Regions from separate parts of the Homo sapiens genome. Here region 1 is linked to region 2. Evidence: read pairs that join two places in POLR2A ChIA-PET (ENCODE). Cell type or tissue: OCI-LY7. All regions are shown on one strand. Each heading gives the region's core, and the rest is flanking DNA. Links, peaks and the distances in the headings are about the cores only.

What was found. ChIA-PET counts read pairs that join two places held together with the same protein. Peaks named below come from ENCODE experiments on the same cell type or tissue, not always from the same donor. Only the 100,000 strongest peaks of a DNase experiment are listed, where the experiment ranks them.
Region 1: POLR2A ChIA-PET joins it to region 2 with 6 read pairs; 2 of 35 experiments call an interaction of 5 or more read pairs at or near these places.

What each region holds. Positions count from the first base shown.
Region 1 is chr3:16,336,841-16,339,760 of GRCh38, reverse strand. The region is part of intron 7 of RFTN1 (raftlin, lipid raft linker 1); the gene reads left to right. It also overlaps a transcript of OXNAD1 not described here. Among named protein-coding and RNA genes, the nearest start is that of OXNAD1, 73 kb to the right of the region's middle. RefSeq lists a silencer at 1,404-1,463. In OCI-LY7, for the core only: no CTCF peak of the experiment used is centred there; a DNase peak (open chromatin) is centred at 1,330; H3K27ac peaks cover 695 bases.
Region 2 is chr3:16,409,946-16,412,865 of GRCh38, reverse strand. All of the region lies in intron 3 of RFTN1 (raftlin, lipid raft linker 1), which reads left to right. Among named protein-coding and RNA genes, the nearest start is that of RFTN1, 100 kb to the left of the region's middle. In OCI-LY7, for the core only: no CTCF peak of the experiment used is centred there; a DNase peak (open chromatin) is centred at 1,225; H3K4me3 peaks cover 1,788 bases; H3K27ac peaks cover 2,078 bases.

The DNA.
Region 1 (2,920 bases), core at 198-2,697, 73 kb after region 2:
TTTGTGTTCTAGTGCAGGGGCAGAAAAACGAAGCACCAAGTCATGATCAATATGTGGAAATGGTAGGACAGGGAAGAGTGATGGGAGAATTTTCTAGAGGACCCCAAATAGGATTGGCCAGTCTCTCTGAGACCATTTTCATTTTCTGGACTTTGGGTTTTTCATCATTGGTTTGTCCCGTGGTAGGTCTCAGTGCAGATGCTGATGGGGACCCGGCAGCGCATCTGTTATGGCTCTGGTGGATTTGTCTCTGGTAGAGCAGGGAGCCAGATAGAATGGGAGGTGGACTGCAGGACTTGTAACATTGGACTAATGAACAGCCAGATGTCTGATGTGTCCTGAAGGCAGGATATTCCAGCTGGAGGTTTCTGGCACCTCAGAAGCCCTATCAGAGCTGGGTCCTCAAAGAGCATGCTGTGGGATTAGTGCAATGCAATTTGGTTTAAATAAGAGCAGAGCATAAGGAGGGAGGGCTGAGTGAGAATTGTGGTAGCCATAGCAACATGATACTGACAGTTGAGTCACCACAAAGAGAATATTGGCCAACTGTGATTGCTCCAGCATGGCTTGAGAATGTGGCACCTTTGAAGTTACCAGGCAGAGAAAGTTAGGGAGAGAGAAATCCCATGTCTTACCCAATCCCTTCCTTAGTGAGTCAAGACTGTGACAGCCCAGCACATGGTGTGTTGTGTGGCTCTGTTCGTTGTTAGCTAGGACAGTGAAATAATCTTTAATCTCCATTTCCCTGTCTCTTAAGGTTTTGAACCAACCTTTATTCAGAGACCTCTTCTGGGTTTGCATTTTATGATTATCAGTAAGCTGTTAGGAATCCACTGCTGACAGGTGGAGGGGACAACGTTGACAGTTTTGGGTTCTAGAATTCCTGCAGACAGACTGGCTCTCTCCCCAGGTCCCCAACTCCAAAATAAACAACTTTTTAATTATACACTTTGGAAAAGCTCCTTTTTTCAATCCCTTTTCTCTTTTCTAGGTAATACATAAGGTGAAAAATCAGAAAGAAGGGCTAAAGATATGATATAGGATCCCTCATTCATCTCTGATAGTCTAAAGAGAGTAATAAAGTAGCAAGTCCCATTTACTCCCAGAAAGCCTAGTTTTCTCTCTCATCAAAGCCAGTAGGAGGGACCTGGCAAGTCTCTGGATGGAGAAAATGTTTCTTTTTTAATTGTTATCAAACAAAGCTATTTCTAAGTTGGCCTGGGAGGACCCCCTCACCCTGAAGCACTCAATGTGTGTTTAAGATGTCAGCTTCTAGAGGACAGGAGCCCTGTGCTATTGCATACGTGGTCCCGATGAGCAGCTGACAGGATGTGGCAGCTTTGTGTTGCTTAACCACAGTCAGAACTGCAGTGCCTGTCCCTGCTACGGGTCAGAGTTGGCCCCAGCCATCGCCCCTTAGCCGCCGCATGTCCGGCCTCATTACCTTCCCTGTGATCAGGAGCCTTGCGTGGTTGCATGCCTTGCCTGGTTCTCATTCTGCTCATGCAGGTGTGTGTGGGCAGACACCCCTGATAATAAGGATGCATGCCATCTCCTGCCCTTCCATCCCGTAGCCCCTTTCTTCTTTCTGCCTTCCAAGTAACTGACGTTAGAGAAACCGCATGTACCAGGACCAGATCACCCAGCGTGTCCCAGAATCCAGGAGAATGTTATCTTGCACATGCAGGTTTGGTTTTCTTGCCAGCTTGGCATGGTGCTTTAGGAGAAGCCAGGGCAACATCTCGAGCTAGGACGATCTACCCAGTGTGGGTTTTTATCTCTCTCTTCCAGGGCAAGCTGGTGGCACTGCTGGGCCTCACAGTAGGTTATCATAAATTAGACTTCAGGGCTCCAGAGGTAATGCAAGGCCAAAGTGTCCGGCCTGGAGCAAATAAGGGCTAGGTGTGCCAGCCTTGAGTGTGGTGACAAATTAGGAACACTCCCCTTCAGCAGTAACTATATCATTGTATTTCTCTCAAATCAAATGAGGTGACTTTCTTTTCTTTTTTTTTTTTTTTTTGAGATGGAGTCTCGCTCTGTCGCCAGGCTGGAGTGCAGTGGCGCAATCTGGGCTCACTGCAACCTCCGCCTCCTGGGTTCAAGCGATTCTCCTGCCTCAGCCTCCCGAGTAGCTGGGACTACAGGCGCCTGCCACCATGCTTGGCTAATTTTTGTATTTTTAGTAGAGACGAGGTTTCACCATGTTGGCCAGGGTGGTCTCGATCTCCTGACCTCATGATCCACCCACCTCTGCCTCCCAAAGTGCAGAGATTACAGGCGTGAGCCACTGAGCCCGGCCACAAATCAATGAGGTGACTTTCATTACAATTTTCCTCCTAGAGGTTTGCCTGGTATTTGGTTCTTAGAATAATAGTAATAATAGTAATACACCAGTTAGCTTCTGCTGTGTAATAAAGCTCCCCAAAGCTTAGTGAGTTAAAATCATAACCCAAACAGGTCAGCTGGGTGATTTTTCCTTCAACTTTTAGGAAATCGACTAATCTCAGCATGTGCCTGCAGGCGCTGATGGGTGGACCACAGCTAGCAGCTCCAAGATGGCATCTCTCACGTCTGCTGCTTAGCAGGGCCACAGGTCTCTCATCATCCGAAGGCTAGCCTGGGCCTGTCCTCATGGCGTAGGCAGGGTTCCTGGAGAGTGAGCAGAAACAGCAAGGCTCCTTGAGGCCTAGGTTCAGGATGACCGTAATGTCACATCTGCCATATCCTATTTGTCAGAGCAAGTCCCAAGACCAGCCAAGATTCAAGGGGTGACCAGAGGGACTCTCCCTCTTATGGGAGGAGCTGCCGAGCTGTGTTGGAAAGTGGCCTGGACACAGGGAAGTCATAATAGACACCATTCTTCCAAACAATATGTTTCATGTAATAATAACAATTATTATTTTTTATTTCGTTGAGCTCC
Region 2 (2,920 bases), core at 253-2,752:
ATCTCTGTTTTCTTGCAGCTGTTGGCCAGGGACTACCCACAATTTCTTGCCATGTGGCTCTCTCCTTCTTCCTGAAGCTTTCTTCTTCAAAGCCAGTAAGGGATTCTCTAGCTCAGAGGGAGTCATATAACATAATGCCATCACAGGAGTGACATCCATCACCTTTACCATGTTTTATTGAGTAGGTGCAAGTCACAGGCCCTGCCCCCACTGAAAGGGCTGGATTGCACAAAAGTGTGAACACCAGGAGGTGGGGATTGTTGTGGGGGTCATCTTAGAGTGTGTTTGCCACAGCAACCATGGTCTCCCCACCACCACCTCACTCCCCACCTCCAGTGCTGAGAAGCCCAGAAACTCCCTCTGGCAGCTCTATAGGGCTTTGCTAGTGGATTTAATGCTGTTTTTCATAGGATTAGTGGCAAGGAGAGAGTTTCTGTGTGACTGTGCCTTCTGCCTTCAGCTCTTCCTCTGTGAGGCCATAGCTGCACCATCACAGAGTGCTGACTTCAAGGCTGGGCAGCCAGCATCTGTCCTCAAGGGGTTTAGGGATTTTTCCCCCTTCCTCTCCCTTTCAGCCATTCTTCAGTGTAATAATCCTTTCATTTCAAATTGAGGAGCTAATTCCCAAAGGCAGGAGAACGCCTATTACTTGCTCACCTATTCCCCCAATATGCATTAGATTTGCTTTTCCAAGAAACCATAGGCTGAGATGTAATTTTCCATGGTTCATCTAAAAAATTTGTAATGCCTATTTTTCTTGATCTTTTGTGCCCCTTTCAGTTCAGATGTAACTGAGTTAATTATTTGAAGAAATGAACCAGAGCTTCCTTTCTTGTTATAGAACTTCTTGTTCCAGAACCAGAGATGGTACTTATTAGATTCTATGCTAAAGATTATTCCCTAGAATCGATCTGGGCTGTGAGTTGCTTACAGACCAACTTGTCTTCCTTTTGTTCATCCTGTGAATGTTGTACTTAATGGATACAGCATTGACTTATTTAAAATGATTATAGTTTTTTAGTCTATTCATTTGAAATCTCAATGGATATTTCTAAATAACCTCATATAGCCTGTTTCCATGTAACAGAACAGCTGGATTTTAGATTTTAGAACCCCCTCTCCCTCATCCTGATTTTTGTTGTTTGAGACCTCACATGGTACGTATGACAGTGTGTCTTGACCAAGTCTTCTTTTCAAAGGTCTGGAATCATCTGCCTTAGTTCCTCTTAATATGTCTTTTGTTTGGGGAGGAAATGAGAACATGAGTCTAGTCTCTGACCAAGTATTAAGGCAAAAAGGTTAGGGTTCAGAATTGGTTTATTCTTTTGGGATTAGTTTGTTCCAGATTGAAATCAGTTTATTGTTTTACATTTTGAATGTATGCGCCACAGTACCCTACCCTTGGAAGGGTATGTTGGAAAGAAAAATAAAAATAAGCTATTGAAGTTTGCTTACCAAATCACAGTTGCACACCTGGGGAAAACCAAATCCTCTTTCATTTTTTTCACTTTTAAATTTAAGGTGAATCATACACAGATGGTTAATGGTAGCAGAAATTGCTTTTAATGCTATATAAGAATCTTAGAAATTTATTTAAAACGTTGCAGCAAATACACAGTTAGAAACTGGTGAGATGCATGTATCTCAGGAGTTCAGTGTGGAAGTGCCTGCTTTATGCATTTTCTGGACAGTCCTGCTCTCACAGGGACTTCAGGGGCCCCTCTTTGGTAGAACAGCCTCATAAGTGGGCCAGGAGGGCTCTGCTCCCTCCTCCACCAGTGCAGATTAGCTGTGTACATGAGCCCTGGACAAGGAGCTGGGAGCCTTGGTCTCTAATTCCCACTCCCCAATACCACCAGCCACCTAGAAGAGACAGCACGTTCTGCCAGCCTTTAGCTGCAGTACCACTCTTGTTGCCTTATGCCTGGCTGGGCCAAGGAATCCTCTTCAATTTCTGACACCCACGTGATTTCCACTCTAGTGTCATACAGGAGCCCTGCCTGTGAATGGCTGTGAAGTGGTGGAATTTCCTCCTGGTGACCACTTGCTGCTGGCTCTCCTGAATGGGTGCAGTTTTGAACTGTGCTGTATCACAGGGATGTCTATGTGGTGGTGCTTTGGAAAGCAGCCCCTGTGTGCAGAGATGGCAGGGTGCGCTAGGAAGCCTCTCCTTTGACAGCAAGACTACAGGCCTTCACCTCAGACAGCCGTTTACACCCACGCTGTTTTCCCAGAATTTCTTTTAGTTGCTCAGTAGTCTTTCTTTAATGCATCTTTAATTTCCATAGATTTTGCCAGATTGCCCTCTAAAGGGGTTGAACCCTTTTAAAGTCTTTTAAAAATTAATTTTTAATTTTCTAAGTGATATAGGAATATATTCTTTTCATTTAAAAATGAAAACAATTAGGGATTATGGCTAAATTCACTTTTGATCACCACCCCCACACCCATACCATCACCACCCATCCCCATCCCCATCCACATAAGCCTTCCCCATTCCCCAGGGGTACCTGCTATTATTGGTTTGGTGTATGTCTTGCTTGTTCTTTTTCTGTGCCCTGGCGGATATAAACCAATGGGACATAGACATTACTGGAGTGAGAGTTTGTGTGTGTGTGTGTGTGTGTGTGTGTGTGTGTGTGTGTGTGTGTGTATAACATGTAAGCTGTATTGTACCAAACCCATCATTCTATAATGATGTGTTTTACATGATGCTACATCTTAGAGGTCTTACTATGATGTGGATATGTATATATTACTTGAGTAGTTTCCATAAACCATTTTTCATCAGTGCCTTTTTGACGTTACTTTCGGGAAAGAATCTGGGGCTTCATTAAAGACCCAATGATTCTTTTTAAAAAAAAAAAAAAATATTCTGCGTCTGGGCACAGTGGCTCATGTCTGTAATCCCAGCACTTTG